Linked DNA regions of Homo sapiens: region 1 is linked to region 2. Evidence: read pairs that join two places in POLR2A ChIA-PET (ENCODE). Cell type or tissue: OCI-LY7. All regions are shown on one strand. Links, peaks and the distances in the headings refer to the core of each region. The heading gives the core; the rest is flanking DNA.

What was found. Peaks named below come from ENCODE experiments on the same cell type or tissue, not always from the same donor. Only the 100,000 strongest peaks of a DNase experiment are listed, where the experiment ranks them.
Region 1: POLR2A ChIA-PET joins it to region 2 with 5 read pairs; 2 of 35 experiments call an interaction of 5 or more read pairs at or near these places.

The regions. Positions count from the first base shown.
Region 1 is chr9:100,545,385-100,553,541 of GRCh38, reverse strand. MSANTD3-TMEFF1 (MSANTD3-TMEFF1 readthrough) reads right to left here. Exons shown (of 10, transcript NM_001198812.1): 6 at 5,650-5,798; 7 at 3,382-3,447. It overlaps TMEFF1 (transmembrane protein with EGF like and two follistatin like domains 1), which reads right to left. Exons shown (of 10, transcript NM_003692.5): 6 at 5,650-5,798; 7 at 3,382-3,447. Among named protein-coding and RNA genes, the nearest start is that of CAVIN4, 29 kb to the left of the region's middle. In OCI-LY7, for the core only: no CTCF peak of the experiment used is centred there; a DNase peak (open chromatin) is centred at 4,311; H3K4me3 peaks cover 405 bases; H3K27ac peaks cover 587 bases.
Region 2 is chr9:100,225,111-100,233,267 of GRCh38, reverse strand. It overlaps INVS (inversin), which reads right to left. Exons shown (of 17, transcript NM_014425.5): 4 at 7,033-7,206; 5 at 3,441-3,608. Among named protein-coding and RNA genes, the nearest start is that of TEX10, 120 kb to the left of the region's middle. In OCI-LY7, for the core only: no CTCF peak of the experiment used is centred there; no DNase peak of the experiment used is centred there.

The DNA of each region.
Region 1 (8,157 bases), core at 2,168-7,167, 320 kb before region 2:
TGCTCCATTTCACAAGCACTCTTCTCTAAGAGCTAAGTTTTAAAAGACATTTCTTACTGAGCACTATCTTCCAATCTTTCCAGCTTCTTGCTGGTGCTGTGTTCCTGCTTTTCATTTTGTAGCCTCCATCCCCAGATCACTGCCTTACCTACCCAATCTTGGCTGTGTGTTGCAGACGTGGATATTTACTAAGGGCCTCCTATAAATGCTGTGAGAACAAAATAAATAAATAAATAAAAGTAAATGAGGTAAAAATAAACACAATAAAAATAGAGTTACCTTTTAACCTCTATTTCCTATGAGAACATTTTTACAATTTGGGTTTCGTCTTTCATCCTTCATGGAAGAAACTTGGTCCAAGATTGTCAATGATCCCCTTGCCTTCAAATTCAAGCATAGTTTAGTCCTTGTCTTCTCATACCTTTCTGTAGTTTTTTAAGCTATTGGCCATCCTTTCCCTTGTAGCTTCTGTGTACTCTTCTTGATTTTCTTCCTCTCAGTCCTCTTTCTGCTTCATCCCAAGTTGGGCCTTCTCTCCTTTCTAAATAATAGTGCATCCAACAGAACTTTCTTCAACTCTGAAAATGTTCTATATCTGTGCTGTCCCATATGGTAGTCACTGGTCATATCTGGCTATTGAACATCTGAAATAGGGCTAGAATGCTTTTTTTTTTTTTTCCAAAACAGTGTCTTGCTTTGTCGCCCAGGCTTAAGTGTAGTGGTGCGATCTCAGTTGACTGCAGCCTCAACCTCCTAGGCTCTAGCCATTCTCCCACGTCAGCCTCCCAAGCAGCTGCGACCACATCGCGTACCACCACCACGGGTTAATTTTGTTTAGAGACAAGGTCTCACCATGTTGTCCAAGCTGATTTCATTTTAATTTAAATTTAAATAGCTACATGTGGCCAGTAGCTATTATAACAGACAATACTCTCTCTCATTCATTCTTGTGGCTTCAGTTATCACCTCTATATCCAAAGACTGACTCACAAATTTATACTGAACAAAGTGACCTGGATGAGTTCCACAAGCACCTCAAACTCTAAAATACAATCAATCATCTCCACCATCAACTCCTCCCTTACTTTATTCCAAACACCTTTACCTACCTAATATCCTTAGTTCTGTGAACAGAATTCATCATCTAAGTCATCTGAGCTTGAAGACTTAAGTCATTTTTAACTCTCTATCTCTCATATCTAAGATGTCTATTCCTTTTGACTTTACCTAACTGATATCCCTGCCTCCATTCCAATGTATACAATATGCACAATATTCCTGCCAGGTATCATTCTTTCAAATGGTTAACTTTGTAGCCTTGCTTTTTTCAAATATATTAATGATTCCCCACTGCCCACAAATAAAGTCTAAATTCCCTAGAGTAGCATAGCATTCAACACTCTACACAATCTGGCCCCAAGCTGTCTTTCTAGTCTTGCCTTCTACTTCTACCTCTTAAGCCTCCTATTCTCCAGCCCAAAGGATTCCTTACCTTTCTCCAACACATCCTGTCATAACATTGTGTGCATATCTATGCTCATGCTCTCCTATCCTCCTTAGATATCCTTCTGACTCCTGTTCGTCCTTCATGGTTCACTCAAGTTCCACTTCTTCCAAGACATTTCACAGATTCCCACTGTTCCCCACCAAAAATTAATCTCAACTTTTCTGAATTCCCATTGCACTTTTAAACTGTATACACTTATAGCAATAATCAATTTCTACTTTGTTAGAAGTTGGTTATCTGCATTTACTACATCACAAGAACTTTAAAGATGCATATATTTTAGATATCTTCCTAACTACAAACAGTAAAATGACCAGTATAAATTAGGTACATAATAAATTATTTCTACTATGATAATTTCATTTAAATTAGAGATCAATTCTTATGTGTAAAACATTTTCAGTATCTCAAAAGTGGCCTAGGCTCTAAATTATCCATTATCAATGGCACACAAGTGCTTTAGAACACACAATTCCCCAAACTGCCCTAAGTATGAGCTTCCAAATACTGAAAAATGGCCTTCCTATTCTAGTCAAGTACTATCAATATAGTGAATAAAACTGAAGCTGACCTATTTTGTCTCCTACGAGAATACAGGAAATTTTCTATTTTAAATACAGCATTTTGTTTCAACATAGGAGACATATTTCAGCAGCTCATGGGTTATAACTAACTCAGGTTTCATATGATTCAAGTAAGAGAAGTAACAAATTACTCAATGATAACAGCTACCATTTGTTGAACACTTACAAGTATATCCGATACTGTTCAAAGCACTTAACATATATTATCTCATTTAGTTTTTATGAAACTCTAGGAAACAGGTACTATTATCACTCCCATTTTACATATTGTTTAGAAATTAGGTATAAAAGATAGATCACATATCTTTTAATGGTGCAACCAAACAAATGGATAGATGATGCACTTGTAATTCAGCAATTATATAGAGGTCCTGGCCTAGAAGGCCAAAGATATAGACCTGTTTCAGTTAACCAGATACAACCTCATTGATCCTCAATCTTCCCATTGGTCCTTACCTATCAAAGAGCAGTTATAAGAATCAAACAAAATAATGGATGTGAAAACAAGCAAAAAGAGCAGTGGCCTTGAAGTCAAGGGACCTGGAATCCAGCCTCTGCTCCAACCTTTACTACATGAGACCTTGTGTAAATAAAACCTACTGCTTCTTTGAGCCACATCCACTCTTTAGACAAGCACAGAGTACCTACTTATGTACCAGATATTCGGCTAGGGTTAGGGATACAGAGTGAACATGACAGACAGGTTCTCCTCTCCTCACAGAACTCATAGCCTAGAGGAGGTTACAGATGAATAAAAAGGCAGTTATAATAGAGTGGGCTAAGTGTTCAGAGAGGGGAGTATACAGGAAAGGCATCTAATATAGACTTCAGATTCAAGGGATATTTCCCAAAATAAAATGACTTCCAAGCTAAGATTAAAAGGATAAGAAGGAATTAATCAGGAAAGGAAATAAAGAGTTTCAGGCAAAGGAACAAGGTTCAAAGACCTGGGCATCGGGCAAGTGTTAACAGGAGATTCTAGAGGAGTAAAGAGGATTTTTATAAAACATATTGAGAGATCTTTCTGTATAACTTCTTACAAGTGCATGTACATCTAAAATTATCTCAATACAGACTTTAATCAAAGAAAGCACATATGAGAGTACCTTATAAAATGAGATGAACTTCAGCTGTTTCTGTTACTATTAATACTAATAATTAACTGTGTTAGGTATATTACTATAGAGAGCAAAGTTAGAGGTGTTGTTATAATGGAAACAGAACTAATAAGGACAGCTAGTGACCGTATTTCCATAGCTGGCCAAAATTTGGAGATGCATGATTCAGTACCTTTCACATCTGGTCGATATTGTAGTCCATCATCTTTCTTTCCCAACAAACTAGTGTCATCTGTATCTGTAAGAGAAGACGGTTTTCAAATTAAAATATATACAATGGTTAAGTCATATCATGATACTCCCAATAATTCCAAATTATTCCAAGTTCTTCTTAACCTCTGCCCCCTTATCCTGCTCATGTTGTCTACCATTCTCTAAATCAATTATGTCATTTCTGTCTTAGGCCTCTAGGCATCCTAGGTATAAGTGCTCTTTGCATGATGAATAGCCAATTTCATCTATACTTCAGCTCCAATGTCGCCTCCTTTAAAAACTCTTTCCTATGCAAACTAAAACAACACCTACTCTGAGAAGAAAGGGTTAAACCTTTCTTTCTCTAAAAGACAACTGCCTCAAGATTTACCTTCTCCTACCACTGTTACCCTGGAAATATCAGATTAAGATAAATGGGGAATCTCTGCTGTGTTATGAAACACTTACTATAAAAAATGACCCCTGATTTGAGAACTGCACCTGGACTGGGAAGACTATAAATGAGCCATAACCACGTGTTTAGAAGCACAAGCTTCCCAGTACTAGTGGAGGAGGCAAACGAAAGACATAGTTAGGTTTGTGAATGAAAAATTACAGAGGGGACTAAGACAAAACTTAAGGCCCAATCACTCTAAAGGATGCATTTCAATTAAACTCTCAAACTTGACTGATATGGTTTGGTTCTGTGTCCCTGCCCAAATGCCGTGTCTAATTGTAATCCCCAACGTTGGAAAAGGGGCCTTGTGGAAGGTGACTGGATCATGGGGGGCAGATTTCCCTCTCGCTGTTCTCATAATAGTGAGTGAGTTCTCACAAGACCTAGTTGTTTACAAAAGTGCATGACACCTCCCTTTGTTCTCTCTTCCTCCTTTTCCGGCCATGTAAGATGTGCCTGCTTCCTCTTTGCCATCTACCATGATTGTGTTTCCTGAGGCCCTCAGCCATGCTTCCTGTATAGCCTGTGGAACTGTAAGCCAATTATACCTCTTTTCTTTATAAATTACCCAGTCTCAGGTAATTCTTTCTAGCAACGTGAGGATGAACTAATACACTGACCAGGTGCTCTGAACTTGAAATTCCAAAGAGTAGAGTATCATTCAAATATGCATCTTTTCCTCAGAGAACATAGTCCTTCTCTAAGCTAGTCTTCCCACTCAAGCTCTAAATGCCACCCCACTGGGGTGGGGGGACCATACTTCTTCAAGATCAAGGCTAAGTGGGACATCTACCCAGAAGGGGTCCCTGTCAGTAAATGGTGTCCTCTATCATGCCCACACTCAACTCCTACCTAAAAATTGTCTGATGAGCTTCCTGGGTATTCTTTGGTAGTTTAGACCAGAGGTACTGCAATCAATTGTGTAGTGTGTCACAAATAATTTGTTACCAATATAATGTACCAAATTTTGGCTTACAACCTTTTCCCTTTAGCTCAGATAAAAACATAATATCCCTTTAATAAGTCTAAAAAGGGAGGAAGAAGGGAACCAGTAAGCAAGAAAGATATACAATCCTAGTCCATGAGAGTGTGCCTGGTCCACATATGTGACTGAGGAAATAATCCATCTTCCCAACTCATCTGAATATTACTGGGGAAAGAAAATTGGGAACTCTGGCTTTAGAGACTGAATATTTCTAGTAGGGGTGGAAAACAAAAACTCTTTCTTATATGGTATCATGGTTTCTAAGCTATAACAAAAAGCAAGAAGGGTGAAAAGAATTTTAAGCTAAAGGCAATAATTTTTCCTTACATTCTCTAACTTCACACCAAAATCTGTATCATACATAATATGTACAGGGAAAATGATACAGATAATGGAAAAACAAAGTAAACTATTATGCTCTATAAAAAGAGGTTTAACAAATATATGGCAATAACATAGTTTTACTGAAATTAAAATAAGTTATCTAACTCTTAAATAGCTATAATCATTCCAAATTTGAGATGATATTAGAACTATAAATAATAATTATAATTCCATGTTAGGATCAGCTAGCAACCAAGAACTAACTAAATAAAAAACCAAGAAGCATGGTTTATGTCTTGAGAAGATGAAAATAATGAAAAAAAACTAAATTAGTAATAAAAAATCTGAAATATAAAGTAATAAAAAAATAAAGCTTCGAGGATTTCTCATTTTACAAATTTGAAACACTACCAAATGTACAAATAAGATTACATTTATACAATAATAAAGATGGGTCTCTGAATAAATAAAATGGATTTTACCTGTGCAATGACCAAGATGCCTTATATCAATTTGTTCTTGCTTTATACAAGATGCTTCTCGAACAAAACAGGGATTGTTATAGGAACTCCCATCAGAAGCACACACAGGATTAAAACTGTATCCACTGCAATCTATATTACATACACACCTGTTGGAAAAGACAAAAATTACCTATATTTTACAACAAAAATATTTCACAATGCTGCAACAGCAAAAAAGACCAATTCTTTCTTCTGCTTTCTGTAACAGAAGTCAATATATTGTTTTAAGTCACTGATGAAAGCTTAAGCAAAGTAAATACCTAAAAAAATTTTAGGTGAGGATTTAGAGATAATTTCATCAAGATATTATGAATCCAGTGGTTTCTCTGGAATTTTCATATCTAGATAAAGTAATCAGGAGATGTCAAATATCAATGACATTAATTAAATAGCAAAATGGCACATTGTAAAGGACACAGAATTATGAGTCAATAGTCACAAATCTAAATTCTACCCCTAGTTATTACCAGATTTGTATCCAAATTCTTCCTCTAAGTCTTAGTTTACTGATCAGTAAAATGGAGGTAATAATAATGGCCAGGCATGATGGCTCATGACTGTAATCCCAACACTTCGGGAGGCCAAGGTAGGAGAATCACTTGAGCCCAGGAGTTTGAGACCAGCCTAGGAAACAAAGCAAGACCCCATCTCTACAAAAAATAAAAAACTTAGCCAGGCACAGTGGTGTGTACCTGTGGTCTCCACTACTTGGAAGGCTGAGGCAGGAGGATCACTTAAGCCCAGGAGGTTGAGGCCGCAGTGAGCCATAATTGCACCACTGTACTCCAGCCTGGGGGACAGAGTGAGACCCTGTCTTAAATAAATAAATAACCTACCTTGCCAAATAACTGGGAAGGTTAAAAAATATAATAGACATGAAATATGTAAAATGGAAACCCTCAAAAGTGTTTTCTAGCTACATGTCTATCTGTGTAACTGAGTATCCACTGAACACTGAGTGTTGTACTACAGAGAAGGCAAAAGAAGTCCAAAGCAAGATTACTCCCCTCAAGAATAGTAAAATCTAGTTAGGAATAGAGAAACAAAAATAAAAATACAGAGACTCTCCTGTTTATAGCAACACAGAGGACTAGGAACCTTTACTAACCTTCCTGATAAAAACAACAAAAAACACTGGACAAACATTTTAAAACATTCTCTTAAATACATTCACAAGTTGGTAAGAAAGTCAGGAATATTTAGGACAGAAGTTATAAGTACACAGGCACAGAGAAAGGTCAATTGAGCTCTCTAAAGCTGATTTTCACTTTGAAGGCATTTGCCAAACTGGGTAAATTCAATTACCAATTTTTTGGCTTTGCAGGCCTGATGTGGTTTGGCTGTGTCCTTACCCAAATCTCATCTTGAATAGTAACTCCCACAATTCCCGTGTGTTGTGGGAGGAACCTGGTGGGGGGGGGATTGAATTATGGGGGAAGGTCTTTCCTGTGCTGCTCTCATGATAGTGAATGAGTGTCATGAGATCTGATGGTTTTTAAAATGGGAGTTTCTCTGCACAAGCACTCTTTTTGCCTGCTGCCATCCACGTAAGATGTGACTTGCTCCTCCTTGCCTTCCACCATGATTGTGAGGCCTCCCCAGCCACGTGGGTCTGGGGAACTGTGAGTCCAGTTAAACCTCTTTCTTTTGCCCAGTCTCGGGTATATCTTTATCAGCAGTGTGAAAACAGATTAATACAATAAACTGGTACCAGTAGAGTGGGGTGCTGCCGAAAAGATACTTGAAAATGTGGAAGTGACTTTGGAACTGGGTAATAGGCACGAGTTGGAACAGTTTGGAGGGCTCAGAAGTCAGGAAAATGTGGGAAAGTTTGGAACTTCCTAGAGACTGGTTGAATGGCTTTGACCAAAATGCTGATAGTGGCACAAACAATAAAGTCCAGGCTGAGGTGATCACAGATGGAAATGAGGAACCTGTTGGGAACTGGAGCAAAGTGACTCTTGTTATGTTTTAGCAAAGAGATTGGTGGCATTTTGCCCCTGCCCTAGAGATCTGTAGAACTTTGAACTTGAGAGAGATGATTTAGGGTACCCAGTGAAAGAAATATCTAAGCAGCAAAACATTCAAGAGGTGACTTGGGTGCTATTAAAGGCATTCAGTTTTATAAGGGAAGCAAAGCACAAAAGTTCGGAAAATTTGTAGCCTGACAATGTGATAGAAAAGAAAATCCCATTTTTTGAGAAGAAATTCAAGCTAGCTGCAGAAATTTGCATAAGTTACAAGCAGTCGAATGTTAATCCCCAAAACAATGGGGAAAATGTCTCCAGGGCATGTCAGAGGTCTTCATGGCAGCCCCTCCCATTGTAGGAGGAAAACATGGTTTCCTGGGTAGGGCCCAGGATCCCCGTGCTCTGTGCAGCCTAGGGACTTGGTGCCCTGCATCTCAGCTGCTCCAGCCATGGCTGAAAGGGACCAATGTAGAGCTTGGGCTGTGGCTTCAGAGGG
Region 2 (8,157 bases), core at 2,120-7,119:
GAAACTCCTTAAGCTGATAAGCAGCTTCAGCAAAGTCTCAGGATACAAAATCAATGTGCAAAACTCCCAAGCATTCCTATACACCAAAAACAGAAAAACAAAGAGCAAATCATGAGTGAACTCCCATTCACAATTGCTACAAAGAGAAATAAAATACCTAGGAATACAACTTACAAGGGATGTGAAGGACTTCTTCACATTGTAGTTCCCTGAAGGAGAACTATAAACCACTGTTCAAGGACATAAGAGAGGACACAAACAAATGGAAAAACATTCCACACTCATGGACAGGGAGAATCAATATCATGAAAATGGCCATACTGCCCAAAGTAATATATAAATTCAATGCTATTTCCATCAAGCTACCATTGACTTTCTTCACATAATTAGAAAAAAACTACTTTAAATTTCCTATGGAACAAAAAAAGAGCCTGTATAGCCAAGACAATCCTAAGCAAAAAGAAGAAAGCTGGAGGTATCAAGCTACCTGACTTCAAACTATAATACAAGGCTACAGTAAACAAAACAGCATGGTACTTGTACCAAAACAGATATATAGACCAATGGAACAGAACAGAGGCCTCAGAAATAATGTCACACATCTACAATCATCTGATCTATGACAAAGCTGACAAAAACAAGCAATGGGGAAAGGATTCCCTATTTCCTAAATGTTGTTTGGAAAACTGGCTGGCCATATGCAGAAAGCTGAAACTGGACCCCTTCCTTACACCTTATACAAAAAATTAACTCAAGATGGATTAAAGACTTAAACGTAAGACCTAAAATCATAAAAATGCTAGAAGAAAACCTAGGCGATACCATTCAGGACATAGGCATGGGCAAAGACTTCATGACTAAAACACCAAAAGCAATGGCAACAAAAGCCAAAATGGACAAATGGGATCTAATGAAACTAAAGAGCTTTGGCACAGCAAAAGAAACTATCATCAGCGTGAACAGGCAACCTACAGAATGGGAGAAAATATTTTGCAATCTATCCATCTGACAAAGGGCTAATATCCAGAATCTACAAGGAACTTAAACAAATTTAAAAGAAAAAAAAAACTCATTAAAAAGTGGGCAAAGGATACGAACAGACACTTCTCAAAAGAAGACATTTATGTGGCCAAAAAACATATGAAAAAAAGCTCATCATCACTGGTCATTAGAGAAATGAAAATCAAAACCACAATGAGATACCACCATCTCATGCCAGTTAGAATGGTGATCATTAAAAAGTCAGGAAACAACAGATGCTGGAGAAGATGTGGAGAAATAGGAATGCTTTTACACTGTTGGTGGAGTGTAAATTAGTACAACCATTGTGGAAGACAGTGCGGTGACTCCTCAAGGATCTAGAACCAGAAATACCATTTGACCCAGGAATCCTCTTACTGGGTATATATCCAGAGGATTATAAATCATTCTACTATAAAGACACATGCACACATATGTTTATTGCAGTATTATTTACAATAGCAAAGTCATGGAACCAACCCAAATGCCCATCAATGATAGACTGGATAAAGAAAATGTGGCACATATACACCATGGAATACTATGCAGCCATAAAAAAGAATGAGTTCATGTTCTTTGCAGGGAGATGGTTGAAGCTGGAAACCATCATTCTCCGAAAATTAACACAAGAACAGAAAACCAAACACCACATGTTCTCATAAGTGGGAGTTGAACAATGAGAACACATGGACACAGGGAGGGGAACATCACACAGTGGGGCCTGTTGGGGGGTGGGGGGCAAGGGGAGGGATAGCATTAGGAGAAATACCTAATGTAGATGACAGGTTGATGGGTGCAGCAAACCACCATGGCACATGTATACCTATGTAACAAACCTGAACGTTTTGCACCTGTATCCCAGAACTTACAGTATAATAATAAAAAAAATCTAAGAACTATATTTCAGGATGTAAAATAATAACTTTAGAAGGAAAATTTGAGATACAAAAAAAATGCAGAGCTAAGCATTGCATATACAAAATAATACTTTTAGTATCAGAGGTTGTAAAAAACGATTAAAAAATAATACTTTAAAGTCTAATTTGTGTGTTAAAAACAAATATGACTAACTATTGGACTATCATAGCATGTAAATTAGAAGCTGGGACAGAGGGATTAGAAAACCTCAAAGAATCTACTGATAAATATTCGAAACAAATAAGGAGTTTAGCGAATTAGTTAGATATGTAATCAATGATCAAAAATATCAACTGCATTCCTATACACCTATAACAACCAGTTAAATATATATCCTAGATATGTTCAAAAATGTCAATGCAGCACTGTTTGTAAATAACAAAAAACTGGAAACAAAGTATCTGTCAATAACAGAATGAATACTGTGTGGCTTATTCGTAAGATGGAATCCTATATAGCAGTAAGAATTAATATATCATGGCTACATGCAGCAACATAGATAAAATCACCAGTGGTCGGACACGTTGGCTCACGCCTGTAATCCCAGCACTTTGGGAGGCTGAGGCAGGTAGATCACGAGGTCAAGAGGTCGAGACCATCCTTGCCAACATGGTGAAACCCGGTCTCTACTAAAAATACGGAAATTAGCCAGGCACGGTGGCGCACGCCTGCAGTCCCAGCTACCCGGGACGCTGAGGCAGGAGAATTGCTTAAACCTGGGAGGTGGAGGCTGCAGTAAGCCGAGATCATGCCACTGTACTACAGCCTGGGTGACAGAGCAAGACTCTGTCTCAAAATAAAATAAAATAAAATAAACAGCATAAGGTTGAGCGAGAAAGAATAGGGCACTGCAAAAAAACAAAACAAAACAAAAACAAAAACATGCAATATAATTCCTTGTATATCAAATTCAAAACCTTTAAATACTGAGCAATATATTGTTTAAGGATACAAATAAATGTGGTAATGGAAATCAGGGGAATGATAACACAAGATTGAAGACAGTTGTTGCCTCTGTGAAAGGAGAGAATAGAATGAGACTGAGAGGTACTCCACTCAGAGGACTTCAAAGGTAATGGTAATATACTTTTTCTTAAACTTGATATTGAGTATATGAGTATTTGTTGTTTCATTATTATTTATACTTTACATGTATTTTACTGATACTTATATCTATTCACTGTTTAATAAAAACAAGTATGAAACAAAGTAAGGAAATAAATATAAATTCAGGATTCAGGGAAGTAGTTGCTGGGGTACAGGAATGAGCACGGCGTAGGGGGAATGAATGCGTTTAAAAACTGGGACATAGGAAACCTCTATGTGGTCTTAAATAGTGGTACTGAAATGTTCTACTTCTTGGGGGATGAGTCCATATGTCTGTTGTATTCTTTTGCTTAATAATTTGCTTGTACGTCAAATATACACTTTTGTATATATTAAATAATTCATAATAAAAAAATTTCAAGGCCATTCAGGTCTAGCAGTACCATTCAACTCACCAGAATGCATCTCACTGTGTGAACAGCACTTGGATCTTTATGGTTGGCTGCCCAGTGAAGTGGGATCTTGCCTTCAACATCAGGAATCCCAATGTTAGAATCATGCTTGATGAGCAGCTTCACATGCTCAGGGTTATTGTAGTAGGCACTCCAATGCAGAGCTGTTTGCTGCAAAATCGAGAGGTTCTCGAAATAACAACAGTAACAACTAACTTTCCCCAATCTTTTATTGTGGGACAGGCACTGTTATAAGAGTTTTATACAGTAGTTGCCCTGTATCTTTGTTTTCACTTTTCATGATTTCAGGTCTCTGTGTTCAACCGAAGTCTAAATATATTAAATAGAACATTCCAGAAATAAACAATTCATAAGTTTTAAATTGTGTGCCATTCTAAATAACATGTTGAAATAGTGCTTCATCCCACCCCATCCTACCTGGGACACAAATCCTTCCTTTGTTCAGCATATCCCCACCGTAGACATTCCCTGCCAGTTAGTCACCTAGCAGCCAACTCAGTTATCCCATTCATTGTCACAATATTAGATTCACAGTGCTTGTGTTCAAGTCATCCTTCTTTTACTTAATGGCCCCAAAGCTCAAAATTATTGATACTGGTGATTCAGATATGCCAAAGAGCAGCTATGAAGTGTTTCCTTTAAGTGAAAAGGTGAAAGCTCTCAACTTAATAAGAAAAAATTGTTTGTTGAGTTTGCTAAGCTCTACCGTAAGAACAAATCTATCTGTGAAACTGTAAAGAAGGAAGAAGAAACTCATGCTGGTTTTGCTGTTGCATACCAAACTGCAAAAATTATGGCCATAGTGCCTGATAAGTGCTTAGTTAAGACGGAAAAAGTACTAAATTTGTGGGTAGAAGATATGAACAGAAATGTGTTCCTATTGACGGGAATTGGGTTTGACACTATCCGCAGTTTCAAGTGTCCATTGGAGGTGTTGGAATATATTTCCTTTGAACAAGGGAGACTATTGTCTATTTAATTGCATGCAGTCATCTTACTATCTCTGGGAGACAAGTATGTTTTTAAATTTGCATGTGATTGATGAGGAAACAGCACACGGAACCTAAGTAATCTGCTCTGGGACACAAAGGAAGTAAGTGGCTGAACTGAGATTTTAACCCAGGCAGTCTGACTCCAGAATCTGACCTCTTAGGCATGACAGTTATTTAGTTCATCCGGTACTGATAACACTGAGAAAGAGAAAGCGGCCCAGTCATTTATAAATAATCATCAACAAAGTAAGTGATGATCTTGATAATGCACATCTGGTTATCACCAAGGACCTTAAGAACTTGACAGGATGTTTCGAATTTTAATATCTATAAAAAAATACATGCATAGGAAATTCATGCATCTGGAACCCATTCCATGTATCAGTAGACAAATTTTAATTTAAATATAATTTTAGAGGATAAATTATTAGACCCAGTTATTGATGAAAAGATACATTTTGAAAATACAGCAGCACTTGCTTTAGTCAACCTAAATAACAGAGTCTCTCTAAAAGAAAATAATGTTTGGCTGGGCGCAGTGGCTCATGCCTGTAATCCCGGCACTTTGGGAGATCGAGGCGGGTGGATCACTTGAGGTCAGGAGTTCGAGACCAGCCTGGTCAACATGGTGAAACCCCGTCTCTACTAAAAATACAAAAATTAGTTGGGCCTGGTGGCGCATGCCTGTAATCCCAGCTACTTGGGAGGCTGAAGCATGAGAATCGCTTGAACCTGGGAGGTGGAGGTTTCAGTGAGCCAAGATCACACCACTGCACGCCAGCCTGGGTGATAGAGTGAGACTCTGTCTCAAAAAAAAAAAAAAAAAGAAAGAAAGAAAATAATGTTTATTTGGTATCTGGTAGTAGGGCATTGCTAAACTATGTGTACTCAAGTAAAGGAAGACAAAAGTTTTTAAAAGAAAAATGAGCAGGATTACGTAATTGTTTTCAAATGATGATCCTTGGCTACAAAGATCGATAACAAAGATAATGCCAGTGCAAGGTTGGACAGGCAGTTGCTGGGCAAATGTCTTTGAAGAAGTAATTTTTGTGTAAGGTTATGATGGCCTTTGTGCAAGGCTGTGGTTTTTGCACAGTCTGTGATTTTTTTTTTTTTTAATCAGGCTTACAAGCACAAGAATCCTCTCTTCATGGCCTTCCCTGGCTCTGTCAGGTTTTGTTGTTGTTGTTTTAAACAGAAACAACTCCATTTTGATTTTGACAATGTTCACACTTTATTTCAGATAAAAGTTGAAAATGATCATCTTGAACTTGTTGAAGTTGCTTTAAAATCTCTTCTGCTGTTCTCGTCAACATAATTCTATAAGACTGGCTTCCCTATTAGGATAATTATTAAGAAAAAATGTAAGAACTGTTTAAATATATATTAGCCCTCGTGAGTAGCATTGTCAGCAATCCAATCTACAATTAGATAATTTAATGAGCAGGAACCAAGCTCATCTGTCACATTAAAAACTTTAGAAACTGACATACATGGTATTCCTTCAAGGTGTACCTATAGGCATTTAATATGAACACTCACTATTTAACTTACTACTTTTGCTTACTAACAACTGCAGATTTTTAAAAAGCCACAAGTATAATAGCACTTACTAATTACCTATAACCACATCTTCAATAAACAACACGTAATTCCTTTCTTTTCCTATGTTATACTTGTTCTGATTCTATTTACTGAAATGTAATACTATGCTGAACCTAACAGTAATCCTATTAACCTTTTTCCATACATACAAAAATTGAGGCACAGAGGAGTTAAGCAATTTGCTCAAGGACACAGAACAAGTTAAGTAGTGGATTCTGGGTTGAAACCCAGGAAGGCTGATACCAAAGCGTAGGCCACTAAACCACTAAGCATTTAGGACATTGCCATGGGCATTTGGCCATCATGAGTCTAACCACCTATAGTAACTATTATGACTCCCTGTCAAATATTGGGTTTTGGAGTTAAGACAGGACTGATTTTTTTTTTTTTTTTTTTTTTTTTGAGACAGTCTCACTCTGTCACCCAGGCTGGAGTTCAGTGGCACTATCTGGGCTCACTGAAACCTCTGCCTCCCAGTTTCAAGCGATTCTCATGCCTCAGCTTCCCGAGTAGCTGGGATTACAAGCGCATGCCAACATGCCCGGCTAATTTTTGTAGTTTTAGTAGAGATGAGGTTTCACTATGTTGGCCAGGCCAGTCTTGAACCCCTGAACTCAGCTGATCCACTTGCCTCGGCCTCCCAAAGTGCTGGGATTACAGGCATGAGCCAATGCGCCCGGCCGACAGGACTAGATTTGAATTCTAGTTCTGCCACTTGCATCTTGGGCAAACTTTTAATCTTCCTGAGCTTCAGTTTTTCCATCTGTAAAAAGATGATACTACCTAACACACATGGTTGCTGAGAGGATAAAATGACAGAATTTAAGTGAAATACTTCCCTGAGATGTATGGAGATTTGGAATTGTTCTACCATGTATATATGTGGTAATTCAGGCCTTCTTCCTTGAAATTTCACATCATAAAAGGAAGCATTTGCTTTCTGGTCTTATTAGTCTTTGATTTTGAGTATCCATTACCTTGTTTTTATCCTGTGTATCCACTTCTCCTGGTGCCATAAACTTCAGCAGAAGTGCCAAACACTTAGGGCTCCTGTGCCGGGTGGTCAAGTGCAAAGGAGTCATCTCTTCCAGATCCTTTTGCATCCAGTTTGCTCTGCGTGTAAGTAAGAGTTTCATGAAACGATAATTTCCCTAAATAAAAAACAAGAGATGATAAGAAAAAAATGTACTATGGGGTCAAAATTTTTTTTAATTTTAAAATGTTTTAAGTATGTTAATTATTCTCCTAGAGTAATAACATCCAGAGAAATTAATAAGGAAAAATGCTTGTAATTCCACTATACTATCAATTGTTTTATTTTTTCATGTTTCCTTCCAAGAACTTTCTACATGAATATAATTTACATAGTGGCTGGCCAATATTTTATTGCAAATAAAACAACATGTTTTATTTAACCAGTCTATTATTGTTAGATATCTAGAATGTTTCTAATATTTTTTTTGTAGTAAATGCTTCACTGTACATCTTTTTTCACATTTTTTTTCTTAATTTTTTCACAAGAATAAATTATCAGGAACCAAATTGTTGGGTCAAAGACGTTTGCACATTTTACAGTGTTTGGTGTATTTTCCAAATTGCTATCTAACAGCAGCAATGTGTAGGTGTATTAGTTTCAGCACATTTTGACCAACATAGTACCTATTATTTATACTCAAAGTGTAATAATGCGAAATAAGCAGAGATGTTAAATCCCAATTTACAGGTGAGGAAACTGAGATTCAAAGTAGTTAAACGTTTTGTTCAGGACCTCTGGTTAATAAGGTATGGATGATTAGTTTTCTTAAAGAAAGCTATTTATGGGTACAACTAAGGTAGAGGCAGCTTATTCAAAGTTTGGATCCCAGGGCCGGGCGTGGTGGCTCACATCTGCAACCCCAGCACTTTGGGAGGCCGAGGCGGGTGGATCACGAGGTCAGGAGATTGAGACCATCCTGGCCAGCACGGTGAAACCCCATCTCTACGAAAAATTAGCCGGGCGTGGTGGTGGGCGCCTGTAGTCCCATTTACTCGGGAGGCTGAGGCAGCAGAATGGCGTGAACCTGGGAGGCGGAGCTTGCAGTGAGCCGAGATCGTGCCACTGC